Linked DNA regions of Mus musculus: region 2 is linked to region 1. The links are chromatin loops, found by intact Hi-C in ENCODE. Cell type or tissue: gastrocnemius. All regions are shown on one strand. Each heading gives the region's core, and the rest is flanking DNA. Links, peaks and the distances in the headings are about the cores only. Region 1 holds the start of Fbln5 (fibulin 5). Region 2 overlaps Fbln5 (fibulin 5).

What was found. Peaks named below come from ENCODE experiments on the same cell type or tissue, not always from the same donor. Only the 100,000 strongest peaks of a DNase experiment are listed, where the experiment ranks them.
Region 2: a loop joins it to region 1, with 2.5 times the contacts of the local background. A loop is called at or near these places in 2 of 42 quality-filtered maps.

Annotation. Positions count from the first base shown.
Region 1 is chr12:101,812,870-101,821,204 of GRCm38, forward strand. It overlaps Fbln5 (fibulin 5), which reads right to left and starts at 6,250. Exons shown (of 11, transcript NM_011812.4): 1 at 5,865-6,250; 2 at 1,673-1,727. The coding sequence starts at 5,881. In gastrocnemius, for the core only: a CTCF peak has its summit at 4,161 (motif pointing right); DNase peaks (open chromatin) are centred at 1,761, 4,837, 5,989 and 6,239; H3K4me3 peaks cover 3,201 bases; H3K27ac peaks cover 2,692 bases.
Region 2 is chr12:101,758,799-101,767,133 of GRCm38, forward strand. It overlaps Fbln5 (fibulin 5), which reads right to left. Exons shown (of 11, transcript NM_011812.4): 7 at 6,358-6,477; 8 at 3,004-3,126; 9 at 1,903-2,029. Among named protein-coding and RNA genes, the nearest start is that of Tc2n, 44 kb to the left of the region's middle. In gastrocnemius, for the core only: a CTCF peak has its summit at 3,387; no DNase peak of the experiment used is centred there; H3K27ac peaks cover 2,941 bases.

The sequences.
Region 1 (8,335 bases), core at 178-8,177:
TTTCCTAAGTGCTGTGAACTTTTGTGTTTTGGGCCGTGGGCTGAGCCATCTCTCCAGCCTTGACTGTGAACTTTTAAACACCTGATCTGGGTGTTTGAGAGCCCCTTGCGGTGCCTGGAGGCTGACACAGGAATGAGTTCAGTGTCTAGGATTGTGGTACACCTGTCACCAGGCCCCTCCTCCAGCCTCAAGGCCAGGCTTCCCTGAGCCATGGGGTGATTTGTGAGCCTGGCCTGTGCTACTGCTGAGAGTTCCAAGCCTTAGAGCCTCAGGACAAAGGACCCAGAAGAAGCAGGAGTCTATACCACAGACCCCAGGAGATCAGGTTTCAGTCCTGTTCTCGACCTCAGTGCTGGGACAGAATGGGCTCAAGCCACTTGTTTACCTGGTTTCTAATTCTCACTAGAGTCCTTACTTCTCCTCATCCTTCCCTTTGCCTCAGTTTCTCTATCTATAAAATGGGGTACTGTTACTTAGTTTTAAGTAGTTACAAAGAGGAACTATGTTACTATAAATGCCTATACTAATTACCTTTATCTATGACCACTATCTGCTTCAGGACTAGATGTCTTTGTCTATAACTCTTGGGACTAGATTACAGGATGCCAAGGTCCCTCTGAGATCTAAAATTCTTATACATTCCTCTCAAATCCTTCCTGTCTCCAATGGTCTGAGTGTGTCTAATGGCCTTTGGACGTACTTCACAGCTCTTCCCCCTGTTCCACCCCAGCATAGTTTTCTCAGTGCTAGGTATGAAACTTATAGCCTTATGCATGATGGGCAGGCGCCTACCCTTCCTCACCTGCAGCCCTCGGCCTTACTCAGAAATGAGGCTGTCTTTATTTTCTCTCCATGAGAAGGGCCACACAGAAGGGCCTCTCTGAGCCATCTAGAACAGTGTTTCTCAGCCTTTGTAACGCTGCGACCCTTTAATAAAATTCCTCACGTTGTAGTGACCCCCAACCATAAAATTACTTCATTGCTACTTCATAACTATCATTTTGCCACTGGTATGTATTGTGATGTAAAAATCTGTGCTTTCTGATAGTCTTAGGTGACCCCTGTGAAAGGGTTGTTCGACCCCACCCACAAAGGGATTGAGAACTGGTTGCAATCCACAGGTTGAGAACCACCAATCTAGAGGAACCCTACCATATTACTTGGGGCTGACACACCTAGCACAACCCTCCCTATAACTTTAAAAATGAGATATTGCCCCTTGCACACTCCTCCCAGGTGAATGGATACCCCCCACGCCCCCCCCCCAGCTCCAGATAACCAACCTTCTCCTTCCTATCTCTTTCACTGGGCATTGTATGGCTGTAAACACACACTGACCTAGCCGTGGGGGCCTTTTGTAAGCATCCTGGGTGGAGAACTCCCTGACCAGAAGCACCACATTGAACTACCATTTAAGTTAGTGAGTTTCCCTGAGGGACACCAAGGTTTGGAGCCAGGATGCTGAGATCCAATTCCAACCTTGCCACTTGAAACCTATATCACCCTGGGCCAACCTCCATCTCTTAGAGCCTTCACTATGATATGTTTGTATGGAGGGTAGTAAGTGAACTGCAGAGTACCTCCCATTCCCATAACCCTGGGACCCTAAAATGCATGGCTGGACACTCTCCCCTAGCTTTGTGACATGCTCCTGGACAACTTGAAGCCTTACCTGTGCATTCCCAGGATGTGGAAGCCAGAGTGCCAAGATGGTAACAGTGAGTATCCTGTGGGCAGTGAAAATCAGAGTGAGTGCCAAGGGATGCTCATGGCCAGGAAACCTGGACCTCCTGCTACCTGGCATTTAGTTGGTGGTTTTACCATATGCTTGCAAGCGAATAGGGCACACTCAGCAGAGCCCAAGAGCGCTTCCAGCCCTCTACTCTAACCCCACAAGAGGCAGCCTCCTCACACTTGCTTCATGTGTTGGGATAGTGAGTTAGGTCACATGTTTTGCTGCTTAGGGACAAAAATCCAAAGACCCACAGTCTGTGGCATCAACCAGTTGTCTTGGTCTTTTATCATTCTGCACAGAGACCACCTGAGTCAAACATTATTCTGACCTGACTGCAGAGCCAAGAGCCTCTGTGTCTTCAATCCATGAAAGCAAGAATGTGAGAGGCTCTGTGTTTGCAGGAAGTCACTTAACCAGAACGTGGAGCCCTCAGTCCACACATGTGAGAACCTGGGCTTGAATGGTCCAAGAACCCAGGGTCCACCCTAGCACGTGGCTCGTGAGAACTGCCATCCCAGGGGATGGAAGTCTGAGGAGCCAGTGTGAGAAAGGCAGTGGGTAACAGCAGGAAATGCCTTAACACCCTGGCCCAGCCAACGTGGCCACCCACAAGCAAGTAAATATCTTTGCCTGTGGGTGATTTGGTTCTTTGCTGTGGCCAACGTTTTGTCTGGTGAAACTGTGGTCACCAGTATGCTTTAAAACTGCGAAGTCTATACCACTCACATCCATTAAGATGGCTATTTGTGCAGCATGCATGGACCTGTGTGTTGAACATGTTGGAGCATGTGTGTAAGTGCATATTTACATGTCTGTGTATTCCTATGGGGGCCAGAGGTTGGCAGCAAGTATGCTCCTCAGTCATTCTTTACCTTATACATCGAAGCAGGGTCACTCACTTGTACCCAGAGCAAGCAAACACTCATACACATTAAATAAATTCTTCATCTTAGAAAAATGCAAGACAGAAAACAGCAGGTCTAGGAAGAATGTAGAGAGACCACAGCTCCGGTGCACTACTGGAGGTAAAACTGATGCAGCTGTGTGGTGTCCTCACCTGCGATCCAGCAGACCCACTCCAGAGTGCACTCCCCGGGGAACTGAGTCAAAGACCAGACATAAGTATATATGCACAGGCATGCTCATAGCCGCATTTTTTTTTTTACGATAACCAAAAGGTGGGTACAATCCAAATGTTCGTGTATGAATAGCTAAACAAAATGTGTCCCCCTCCTCTCTCACACACATCACACACACACACACACACACACACACACACACACCAACAATATTATTCAGACTTAAACTCAAAAGTTGGACACGATACAATGTGGAAAGCTAGACACATTGCTATGTGCTTGTAATCCTAGCTGCTCCCAAAGGTTAAAGTGCAAAGGTCACTGGAACTCAGGAGTTCAAAGTCAGCCTGGTAATAAAGCAGAAAGAGAGAACCAGCTTTTCAAAGTTGTCCTCTGGCCGCCATTAGTGGACAGCACCGCATGCTCTCCCACGTCAGTAAATAAATGTAATTAAAATATAACAAAACAAAACAAAATAAGAGCAATAGCACTGGTGATCCACGGGGTGTCATAGTGAGATGAGTCACACACACACAAACACATAGATTTCAACTTAGATCAGGTACCCCACAGTTTTCAGACTCAGAAAGAAAAATGGTGGTTCTGGGAGTTGTGAGCTTCTGGGCAGGGAGGGGGTGTTTAACAGGTACAGAATTTCTGTAATTTTTTTTTTTTTTGGTGGCTTGGGTGTATTTTTTGGTTTTTTGGTTTTTTAGTTTTTCTTTTTCGAAACAAGGTCTCATTCTGTAGCCCAGGCTAACCTGCAACTTACAATATGGCCCAGGTTGTCCTCAGACTTGTGGCAATTGTACCTCGGCTTCCTGAGTACTGGGATTCCAAGACAGACATTTTAGCCAACCTTTTTGCTTTGTTTTGTTTTGTTGTTTTATTTAAGACGGGGCCTCATGTAGTCCAGGCTAGCCTCAAACTAGCAAACTTAGCTCAGAACTCTTGATTCTCCTGCCTCTACCCCTCAAATGCTGGGGTTACAGGTGTGCACCATACAACATGGAGTATGGTACAAGAGCTGTTTTGCAGGTTAAAGAGTCATGGAGCCTAGGTATATAGCCAAATGAGCAGATGCAACACTACTGACCTGGGCACCTAGAGCAGGAAAGATGGAAGACAACGTGAAGCCTGTGCTGATGATCCAGTCTGTAACCACACTCTCCAGGTCACTAGCATCTATCCAAGCAACTACAGCTTGCAGCCTAGATACTGGGCAGGAGAGCCACAGAGCTGTGACCCAGCTGCCAGCCACCTGAGCTGGCTGCTTTGTGGCATGGGCCGGGAGTGTAGATTCGCTTTGATAAGAATGTCAAGAGTCAACAGAGAAAGCTTCCTGAAGGGGGCGATCTTGACTGTTTCTCAGCATGGCTATGAGCCTGGGGACCTGGTTGGAGCCTGAGGCTTATCATTACCCACCTAGCACCATGACTCTGTAGTCCCCAGGGCCTTTTCAGAATGAGTGCTCAAGAAATTCCAAGCTCATTCACATCCCTGACCCACAGCGCAGGAGAAATAGCAGTAGGTATGTAGAGGACACAGAGGGAAGGTAGCACCCAGGCACCCAGGCAAAACTGAGCCCGATGTGGTACTGGAAGATGCAAACCCACTTCCTTCACGGAGTCCCAGATCCAATCCTGAGTAGACAGGTTTCCATTTCATCTAACTGCCTATGTGAGCCAGGTTCTCCAACACTGGAGACAGCTCTGACCTTATAAAGTGCAGAGCCAAATCCCTGGGCTTTTTTTTATATTTGCAAGAGCCAGACTTTATATCTGGAAGGAATAAGAGAACAATAACAAATTTATTTTCCAGTCTGTAGATTATGAATTTCAATGTTTTCCTGTTTCTTCTCATGAAGTTTCCTTTCAGGTGGTTATAAAATCCCGTCTCGTTTATGTTGGAGACAGAGCAGCTTGACTGTATGCAGTACAGTTTGAGAGAGACTGGAAAAGGCATGCTAACCCTACCGGCTTCTCCCCCTACCCCACTCCCCATTCCTTTTGGCGAAAGCCAGACCAGGGCTGGCCAGCTCCAAGCCCAGCCTCCTGGAAGAGCTATGGCTGGGTCCTGGGGGCCAAATAATCTCTAGGCTAACAGAGAAGCTTTCCAGAAAGAAATCATACCAAAATTGAAGTATAATTAATACTGGGGAGGAGAAACTGTCTCAACCCTTTTCTTTTGAATCTGGGTCCACCATCCAAAAGAGGAGGAGGAGGAGGAGGAGGAGGAGGAGGAGGAGGAGGAGGAGGAGGACAGACCCTCCAACTGTCTGTCAGTGACAGACATTGCTGGTCAGAGATGTGGGATGGTAATATTAACTATGGCTTACCATAATGAGGCTCGGTTTGTATTCGCATGCATGCACCCCTCCCACATGCAAACACACACAGAGAAAGTGTGTAGATCTATGCAGGGCAGCTATATTTTCAAGAGACACTGGAGAAAGGGAGAACAGATGTCATCCTTAAACTTCCTCAAGGCTCAAGGATTACTTGACTGGAATTGCAATTTCCGCAAAGAACAGCAAAACATTTGCTTACATGCGTCTCTGTCTGCAGAGTCCACTGTGCATTGGCTCGAAACTTCTAGGTCCCATTCCCTCTGTAAATCACACACATAGAGCAAACGCAGACAGAAGTGTTCGGAGACTTCTGCTTGTCTCACAGCCGTTGCAGCAAAGCAATTGCTGGTGCCGTAGTCAGCAGTCTCCCAAATTTAAAAAACATGTAGTGTGATAGTTTATAAACTGCGCACAACGTTGCTGCCCTTTCCAAAAAGAAAGAGAAATGACCTAGAGAGGTTGTCTGCTGCCTCTCTCGAGATGCTGACTCCTGACGCTGTTAGAAAAATCCCCACTCCCAAACGAAGACTTTGAGATGGGCGCAGCTTTTTGTAATTAACAGGGTCATTGCATCACTAGCTAAAAGTCTTTTCCAGTGCCCTGACACAGGCGGAATCTCAGCCATAGCTATTTTCCACCCATCAGGTCTGGAGTTAGGTTTCTCAAGCCTGGAGACAGTTCCTGGCGCCTTCCAACCTACCTTTTTAATCCTGGCATATCCAAGATGCGCGGGAGGAGAAGCGACGCGAGGAAGGCAGGCTCTGCGGTGGGACTGGGGCGGCTTGGTTCCGGAGGGGCCGAGCGGGCAGCGCGGAGGGCCGGGACAGTGCCGGGTGCTGGGAGCCACTGCAGAGCCCTCGCCGCCGGCACCTGGTTTCGCTTAACCCCCTTCAGTAATTCAGCATTAAGCCAATTGGAGGAGGAATGTTAAAAATGAACACTTCATTTTCTAAGTATGTTAAACAATGCAAATGGGGCCTCGGTCTGGACACAGCTGGTTCAGATTACAGCGCTCACCAACTGGCTAGACTCCTCACAACAATCTTGGGGCGTCTGCCAGGGCCAAGTGCTCGGCGCTGGGAGGGGAGCCCGTCAGAGCGCGGGGCTGGGGGGCGCCCGGCCTCCCCAGGGCGGAGCGGGGCGCGTGCGAGGGGGCGTGTCATCAGGCTCTGTGGCAGCACGAACTTGAACTCACACCAAGGCGGCTTCACGGACGAAAGACGCGTGAGCAATTGGGAACCCGAGGCTTAAATCACGGGCTGGAACAAGCGTGGTACCCCTAAGCTGGGATGTGGGGGTAAGGGCGGACCAGGAAGAGCAAGCAATGGCTGAGAACTCTCCTTGGCCGCCCTCACCTCGTTATCCTTAGCTTGTTGTTGTTGTTGCTGCTGCTGTTGCTGTTTCTGGCCTTCAAAGTAGAAAGGTGATTTGTAAAAGTCAACAGCGAAAAGCCTAAAGAATGGTGGGCTACACTTGGGCCCTGGAAGCCCCGCCCCACTCCCTTTCGTTTCATAGCTCTGGAACCCTCTATCAAGTGCAAAAGTGCCAAAGACACTGCTCTCCAAAAGACACGACGACCAGACTGCTACACCGCAAGACCTTCCTTGCCTGAACCTTCTCTTGGACCCTCAACTGCCCGACCTACAGTTCAGAAAGCAAAGGGGCAGAGTCCCCCCCCCCCCCATATGCCTCTGTACAGTAGAAACTGGTTCAGTTTCCTTGGAGGTGGGAATAAAAGGGGTCGAGTGACTTCCCCACTGCCTCATGGCTCTCAGAGATGCCAGCGAGTCTCTGAAGCCTACATCCTATTCTTTTCTAACACTGTTTTAAGGAAACGGACTCTTACTCTAAAATCTCGTTAGACTGAACTAGAGCAGCCAGACTGCTGTTGATTCCGCTGAAGCTCAGAGGTCAACTGACCTGATTTATTTACTATGGGCGTATGAAATGGCTAAGAATAAACTACATTTAGGTTCATCTCCTTCATGAGATAGTACCTCCCGTCCATTGTTCTAGTAGCTAGGATTATAAAAACCCTTCAAGTCCACCAGTTCTGCACTAAAGGGGCGAAATAAAGAGAATTTCAGATTGGGAAATAAATGAGAGTAACCCATCAAAATAGCTAGACCTCTAAGTGTGCACCCTGGCCTGCTGCTCTGTCTAAAGCTCAAAGTCGGCAGTGACTGGGAGGGAGTACAAAAGAACCTCTCAAGTACCTGATGTAATTTCTGGCCAAGGCACTTCGTACAGTAAGGAACATAGACTTGAGTTTCATGATGTTGTGCTATAACATGTTTTAAAATGCTGAAGAGGCTCCTCACACACTGATATTGCAGGCTTTCTAATATACTTTATAGTTCTAATAGAATCTTGGTAGTCACATAGACCAATTTTATTAGATTAATATAAAAACTATGATTGTAGGGGCTGGAGAGATGGCTAAGAGCATTGGCTGCTCTTGCTGAGGACCTGGGTTCAAATTCCCAGCACCCACAAGGTGGCTCAAACCTGCTGATGACTTCAGTTCTAGGGGACCTGATTCCCTCTTCTGACATACATGCAGGCAAAATACCCATATACATAAAATTAAAACTTCAAAAAAAACCTTTAAAAATAGAAATAAATAAATAAATGTCTAGAACTTTGTAAAAGTACAAGACGTTAAGTGGGTTGAACATCAATCAAACCTTAAGTGTGTTGTACATCAGGTACCCAGGTGGGAAGGACTGGAGGAGCTAAGGGGGATTGCAACCCCATAGGAAGAACAACATCAGCTGGCTGGACCACCCAGTGCTCTCAGGGACTAAACCACCAACCAAGGAGTGTACAGAGAGGGATCCGTGGCTCCAGATACATAGGTAGCGGAGGATTGTCCTATCTGGCATCAATGGGAAGGGAGGTCCTTGTCCTGTGGATGTTTGATGCCCCAGTGTAGGGGGATGCTGGAGGGGTGAGGAGGGAGAGGATGGGGGGAGCACCCTCATAGAGGCAAAGGGAGGGAGAAGAGGGAGGTTGAGGGATGGGGGACTTGTGGAGGGGTAGCCGGGAAGTGGGATATCATTTGAGATGTAAGCGAATGGAATGATTAATCAGTAATAAAGAGAAATGGGTTATGGAGCTATCTGTGAAGCATGCTGTTAGTGCATTAGTGTTGTTAATCTCTCCCTGCAC
Region 2 (8,335 bases), core at 300-8,299, 54 kb before region 1:
GGCTTTAAGGCCACCCTGGCTTTAATTGCCTTTATACATGCTGTTCCCTTCTGCTCTTCCAGTCTCTTGTTAGTTAATGTCAACTCAACTTCTCACCCTATCCAAAGGTCATTCTCTCAGTGGGGCCTTTAGATTCCCAGAACAGGTCCAACTTCCTCTTTCCTTGTCTATAAACTCCTCACTCAGTCTGCCATTATGTATTCATTCATTAGCCAATCTGCTTGCTGTCTTTCTCCACTCCTAGACTTTTGGTGGTCTCAGGAAGCCCATATAGCCAGAAATGAGCACAAATTGGACTGTAGAAGGATTTCTGGTGGTTAGATAAAAGCAAGCATTCCTCTGGAACTTGTGGAACAGGTTTTCTGTCCCCAAAAGGAGTCCCTCCCTGAAGCTTTGCCTTCTCTGCAGGATATGTCCACCCTCTGGTCACACTCTCTCATGCTTTCTCCTGCTCTCTCACTAGCTCTTGCTACCTCCACTTCTTTCTCCCACTCTGGCTTCCCTTGCCCTGGCTATGTCCAATCTGTTTCTCTTTCTCTCTGCTCTGGGCTCTTCCAGTTGTCACTGGATATGTTCTTCCTCTTAGGGTAAAAGCCTTGCCCCATAATGGAGCTGCTATGCTGGCAGTTTCTTTACTGTACCTTCTCCCACATGCCATTAAGCTACAGTGCCCAGCACAAAACAGAGCACCACTAATAGTTAACAAGCAAAAGACTACAGAGAATCATCAAAGTATCATGTTGTTAAGACTGCAACTGAGCGAGCAGCCAAGTCAAAATAGCCCTGATGCCAAAATGATCACATTAAAATGTCACATGTCAGAGAGAAAATAATTGTTTCCTAAAAGAAAATTGGAAAGGGGAGTGATGGCTCCCAGCTGAAGAGGATCGTGAACAGCTGGGAGAGGGGCACTGAGTAGAGAACTGAAAGATGGAGTTGGTCTGGCCACGAGGAGATGAAAGAAATGCCTTCCATCTGGGAGGAAGTATATGCACAAACTCGGGGAGGCTGGGCCCACTGGGTGTTGGTCAAGGTGAGAACACACCTTGTTCCAGCTGGCAGTGCTCCTGTACAGGACTCCTGAGCAGACAAGGAGCTGGAAGCAGATGGCCATCACGTGGCTCTGGGGCTTAGAAGGAGGAAGTTACCAAGCTTTTTCAGGGCAGAGGTTTCACTAGTAGCATCTGATCAAGCCTGCCAGTTGGACAACATCAGTTCCCGAACCAGAGAGACCCAAACATGGAGAGTGGTTTAGTGCTCTATTGGGCTACTTGGGGATCTGGAATCAGAAACTGGGAGGTCCCTGTTCTAAAGAATTTCTAGGAAGTACTACTTATAGCAACACATGACAACACCTCTCAAGGAGCCCCCAGGCCTGACTTTGTCCTCATCTTTGGTCCATTTTTTTTTTAAATCACAGCAGGAATTTTACTTGTAAGCCCCGAATCTTCTTTGAGAGAAGAATGGGATGGCTGTGGCTGATCCAGTCCTTCATCTCCACTGTGAGGGTTTGCAGTTGCTGAGGGGAGGGGGCTCATAGCTGACGGTAGAAAGGAGGGAAGGTGTACATGTCTGTGCTGTATGCTGTGCACGTATGCTTTCCATGCAGGATGAGGAACAGAGATGGGCCAGCAGCGGGGGTAAGGGGAAAGAAAAGAAACACAGAGGACTCCAGGCCTGCAAAACACATCCCAGTAAAATCAAATGGTTGAAGTTATCTTCTCAATGTTATTACTAGCCATGTGATGATTTAGTAATTGGTCTGCCTTTAGGACTTCAGAAACTTGACTAGAGCAGATCTCCTGACTCCTTGGCTCAGGAAAGCTCCTTGATAAGATACTGACAGTCTCCTGAGCCAGGTCCCCATTCCCTTCCACTTCCCAAGGATTAGCCTTGGCTTACTTTTCACCAATCAGCAGATAAGGCTCCTCACAGCTGATGGGATCAATACATTTGAAGCCCCCTTGTAGATTGTAGCAAGTCTGCAGTGAGGTACACGTGTGGTTTCGGTGCTCACATTCATTGATATCTGAAATGCAGGGTAGAGGAGAAGCATGGTGTTAGCCCTGGACCAGCTATGTGGGGGAGGGGGAGGATAAGAGTGAGAGCCACTTGCATCTTGTCATCCAATATGGCAGCCATTGGTTCCACACAGTTATTGGGCACTCAAAACATGGGCAGTGAAAATTGAGATGTGCTTGTAACAGGAAATAGACACAAGATCTCTATGCTTCAGTAAAAAGAATTTATAGCATCTTATCAGCAACTTTTATATTGAGTATATATTAAAACTATAAAATGTTTGGACTCATGGCTTTAAACAAAATATAGCATTAAAACTGACTAGATCTATTTGTCTATATTATTTTTCGTGTGGCTAGTAGATTAGGTAAGCCAAAAAGCCCACGTTCATAGTAATTTGAGTGACGTTTCTGATGTCTGTCACCACCATGGATAATTCTTACATGTTGTTGGGAATAAGGTTAATAAAGGGGCAGTCATTCTGCAAGGGATCAAGTGCAGGACTGTCAATCTCAAGAAGGCTTAGCCATTTTGTATTCAGGGTCTGGACCCTGTGAGGAACCCCAGTATTCAATCTCTAGGAAGTCAGAGAGAGCCAGCTAGACAAGCTGCCTTCAAGGCAACACGAGAAAGCCGACACTCAGTGGGACCTAGCTAAAAGAGGCCTTGGTTAGGGCCAAAGTAGTCATTCTTGGGGTTGCAGAGGTCGATCTGCCTGGCAAGATAGAAACCATCCCTCAGAAAGTGCCACCTACCTCTACAGAGGTCATTGTACAGACACATGTAACTACCCCCCTCTCCTGGCCAGAGGACAGGCTACTCAGAGAGAAGAGAAAGATATCCACTCAGACATCCTTCCCAGATCTTCCAGGCCCAACCACACCCAACTCTGCCATCTTCCTGAAGCAACAAGATTCCACAGGAGGATACATCCAGATGACCACCTGAGTCAGCTCCACCAGTCCCTGTGGGCAGTCTTACCCTGGCAGCTTCGGTTATCATCCAACAGGACGTAGCCTGGAGGGCACGAGCAGAAGTATGAGCCCGGCTGGTTCACACACTCGTGTTGACAGAGGAACTCGGAGAAGCTGCACTCGTCCATATCTGAGAGTAACAAGGTATAGCTGTTGGTTATTTTCACCGACTACCTCTCTTCCCTAAGAGACAATGACTTCAAGGCTACGAGGTTGCCAACTTACTTCTTGACCACATCTACCGATGGTGAGCTTACTCCCTGTATTTGAGTCAAGGAGCAGAGCGGGTACAATGCCTCTGGTGGCCTGGCTGCCTCAGATGTTCCTTAGAACAAGAGATACAGCAGCAGCTAGCTAGCCTGGAACCATCCTGCAGAGGAGGGCAGGGGGCAGCACTGTCCCAACAATGCTACCATTACTCTGCATAGACCTTGGCAGCTGACATAGGAGCAGGCATTCCAGAAAAGCCAATTCTTGATCACACACAGAATTTGGCAATACAGGCCCCATTTGCGCCTCATTTGACAGGCACGCCAAAGAAAACATGTTTTTCTTGCATTTGTTGTTTCCCAAAAACTTGCTTTCCCTGGTTCCCATGTGGCATGTCCTCTGACTACTCTGTAACTCACAGACCACTGACGGCTCAGATCAACCCCGAGAGTGTTGGCATGAAGGAGACTGCCGCTTTGTCTTTGAAGAACCCACATATCGCATGACTAATGTTTTCTTTACCCAAGAAGGGAACCTCTCCCCATTTTTCTGAGCTGTCTCTTGCCCATGGGTGAAGAGTCGGTGGATTTAGGATGTAATTCACTAACTGGAGTTAGCATGCTCCAGTATTATCCAATCCTCAGCCAGCTTTGCAGAGAAATCTGGGGGTCCCCAGCTCCACTCCATCGTGACATGTCACCAATCGTTTCTGTGTAGTTTGCGGGTTTCATTAACTCCTTTATGAGATGTCAGTAGTGATATCTATCAATTCCCAAGGCCTACTGTGTATCAACCACCACATTAAATGTTCAACATGTCTCATATTTAATCTCTACCTCAACCCTGAGAAGAAGGTGTTATGACTATTTGAATTAAAAGATTTTTTTTTTTTAAATGAGGCTCACAGGATTTCGGCAACTAGACCAAGTTCATAGATCAAATGATTAAATAGGAGATCATGGATCTGAATGTGGAGCCTCAGAGCAACTCTGATGCACTTGATGAGGTAACATCCCCTGAGTAACAGCTGCTCAGGATCTAAAATCATCGGATCTGGGAGTGCCAATGTGCGAGGAGAAATACCCCAGCAAAGTTAGCTTCAGTGTAGGATAGGAAGGAAAAGCCCAACCTACCTCCTACTGGATGAAGGAGGGTCCCTGACTCACTACACTCTAGTTTGTCTTAATATCTGCAATTCCAGAAATCCCAGAAAGTTTTTTTCCCCACAAAGGCCTGTAGCTCCACCCTCCACTGAAAAGCTGAAATAGAAGCCAGGTGTCTGGCAGGGAGTACACATCAGGCCATTGCCATTCCTCCGTGTGAAACCCTATCTCATTTCTAGGATCAGCATGGCTTAGCAAATCCCGGGAGGACACAGGGACAAGGGATCTGGTGCTGCAAAGAGGGACTACCCCAGCTTTGAGAGCCAACTAAGAATGACAGTGCCCCAGTATCTAGGATAAAGTGCACAAAACACAGTCCCTAGGACACTTCTAGCTGTCTACAAGGCCTGCTGAGACCAGGGTTCCCAGTAAAGTTGGTAGAACGTGTTATTCAGTGACCATGGAGAATAAATAGGTCATTTAGGATCAAAAGAGAAATTCTGCCAAACTAGAAAGGATTTGAGCTCCTCGTGAAGTCCAAAGTCTCTAATACTTAGGGAAAACTCACTAAGTGACCATAGCATTGAGGAACACCAATTTGTCTTTACAACCACTCCATGTTATTTAACAGGGAAGAAACCAAGGCCTGAAAAACTCCATGGGAAGAAGTGATGACTAACAGAGGCAGAGTTTGAACCCAGATCCATCTAGCTCCAGAGTCCCTACCTCAAGACCCTGACAGTGGTCAATAAACATCTATGGGATTTCAGGTAATTTCAGAGAAAGTACTAATCCCATCCCATAATGCAAAGCTTTCCACATCCCTCAGTTCTTTGGCCCAGACTCTCTAAGGAGTGCCATAAAGGAAGTAGAAACAGAGGAAGAAAGGGGCCTTTCATGCCCTTGGATATTTTAGTTCTGTATGTGGGGCTGGTATTTAATCAGGCTGAGGCTCTGTAACTGCTTGCTGTGACTCTGAGGGTGGCCTGGCCCTGGGGAGAGGTAGCCATTTGTTTCTGAGAACTCTGTCCCTAGAACATTCCAGTCCCAAGAGAAGCTAGTAAACAAGTCTCATTCACAGCCTCTGTGTGTCCCTGTTATGGTGAAACTCAAGATTGGGTCTCTTTCCATTCTGCTGGATAATTTTCACACCTAGAGCACTGCCTGCTTTTATTTTGAAAAATCACAGGAAACATTATTAATGTGAGCTGAGCTAATTTACAATTGCAGAGGACATTAAAGCTGGTGGGATGATCTTACCTTTAACAAAAAATTTACAAAGAATGGGGGGACAGACAGACACAGAGACAAACAAATGAGCCCACCGATCTGTGTTGTATGGGATGCTACAGACAAAATGTAAATGAAATGTGTTTCTTACTTTCAAAAAGTTCTAACTTCCATGATCGTTTTCTGACTATCTAGGAATTTAACTTTCTGGGAGAAAAAAAAAAAAAAAAGAATTACAACGGACTCAAGAAACTAGCCTGAGAAGAGAATAACAGCACCTGGGCTTGGATGGAATTTATTTAAATTTCATGTTCATTTCATTTAAATTTAATGCTCACTGTGCACCAGGCCTAGTGCTGGACCATGATTATTTGATGACATTCCCAAAGTATGTGCATGCATATGTATAGTTTATTTACTCAATGTCCTTCTAACATAGTAGCAAAATCAATTACCCCTAAATCACAGTCCTCCATAAATATCATCTATACCATTTTCAGGTTTTAGGCCAGTGCTGGCAAAGGATAGGAAACTCTCAGATCAACTGGCAAAACTGAGTGAGTTCTTGCTCTCACCAACTCCATCCCAGATCCAAACACTGGCTTCTCATTAAAGTCAGATGACCAGGAAGGTAAGACTGAACTCCACGTCTCAGGAAGTGACTCATCTTTGTTCTGTGTGGTTATGTTCCCATGACACTGGGAAATGTCTCCAGCTAGACACACAACCAGGAAACCAGAGGAAACACCTGTGATAAATCCCTTGCCCCAGCCCCGGATCTCTGAACAGGTGGACAGCTCCAATGCCCAGCCCATTACCACTGCAGTGAATGCCATCTTCCTCAAGTTCATATCCTGGGTCACAGCGGCAGATGAAAGAGCCATAGGTGTTGACACAGGTCTGAACACAGGGATTCTCAGTTTCGCACTCGTTCACATCTGTACAAAACCAAAGTGCATCACTATTAGTGTGACAAAAGAAAACAAACAAGCAAACAAACAACCACACACACACAAAGCAGAAACATGAATTGGCAGCAAAATCTATCACCAAGAGCCCAGCTTCCTAGGTGCCAAGGATCCCCCACCGAGGACCTATCAGACCATGATCTCATGTTCTGTGAGACTATATTAACTGTCAATTTACAGGATCCAGATGAGCCTTCAGGCACACCTATAAAGAATGTAGCCTCTGGCCATGCCTGAGAGTTATTTTGTTGAGTAATTTACTGATGTGGGCAGCACCATCCCCTGCACTGAGTACACGGAGAAAGTGAGCAAGAACTAGGTTTCACCACTCTCTGCTCCATGTGGGTGCCATGTGACCAGGTGCCTCCTCCTGCTGTGGCCTAGACATGATGGTGGCCTTCTGTCTTGAACCATAAGTCCTTTGTCTTTTAAGTTGCTCTGTCAGGATGCTTTATTACAACCACAAGGAAAGCAACTAGGACCATCCCCAACAGGTACCCTGAAGATCGAGAGCCTCTGTATGCAGTCCCTTCTAGAGTGGCAAGCCAGAAGGGAGATGAAGATGTCACACACTGCATCTATGTGTATGTACACTTGTACCTACCAGGAAGCCTGCTCTCCCAGACTCACCCACAGAATTCCCAGGCAGAACCCACTCTTTCCCATCTCTGATTTGCTCCTCTCTTCACTCTCGCTGACTTGTGTCAGCTAAACAATCGCAGCAATTCTGCGAATATGTTTGTTATGAATAAATAACCTCACCGGTTATTCTTGTAGCAATTCTGCTTTCAGACCATTGCCCCTCCCCCATTCTTCATGTTCCATAGGGAAAGGAAAGGATTACAAAGAGGACAAAGAGTAATGGCAGATCCCTCCTCCTCAGTGCAGTGATGGGTTCATGTGGTATACTGTGTATCAATTACACATCAGCAGAGCTATTTTCATACTTCTGAACATTAAGAGACTTGCCCCCAATTCACATGCCAACAAGGGCCTGGTGAGAACTACAGCATGAGTTAGGAATCCCTTCAAAATCCACAGGACTCATTTTGTATAGTTCATTGAGGTAGGGGACAGAGGGAAGGAGATCTTTCTGATGCTGGCATCAACTGACCCTTGGCAAGTACCCCCTCCCACATGTCACATGCCTCTGGTGGCAGTTCTAGTTAAGAGACTTTTTCTCCACTTCACAAGTCCAGTTAAGCCTCTTAAGGCTCTGAAAAGAGCTTTGAATGTTCTCAGAAGTAAAGGCCTTTGTGGTAAGCAGCTTTTGAGGGGCCTCATATAGGGGAAGGCTAATTCCATGCCCACAAAGTGCCTGCTTCCTGCCAACTCTGGAGCCCTAAGAGGAAAAACAAACAAATGAACAGCCATGTAGGAAGGGTCTGGTGAGATACCGGGCTGCTCTGGTGCCCACGCACCCAGCACTCATGAGAGACTGGGCATTTCTCCATCCAGACAGGGGCGGGACTGGGCAGGAGTATGTCCCTAGTGCACTAAGCCACATACCAGTTTAGATAGGCCAATGTTGCTGCACTTTGGGGCTGGTGTCCTCAGTTTCTGGCCAGACATTTGCCAATTGGTGAAAAATGAGCTCAATGCTGCTTCTATCGCTCAAAACTACTTTTGATAGAACAGAAAGGGTTAAACCCCTTGCACCCTCACGGCCTCTCTCTGCCAGATTTTCCAGTGGTTACTTCTGAATCCCAAGGGCCTGGACCTGAGGCAACAGCTCGGTCTGAAAAGCGCTTGTTGTGTTAGCATGAGGAACTGAGTTCAGATCTCCAGCACTGTGTAAAATGCCAGGCATGGTTGCATGAGCTATGGC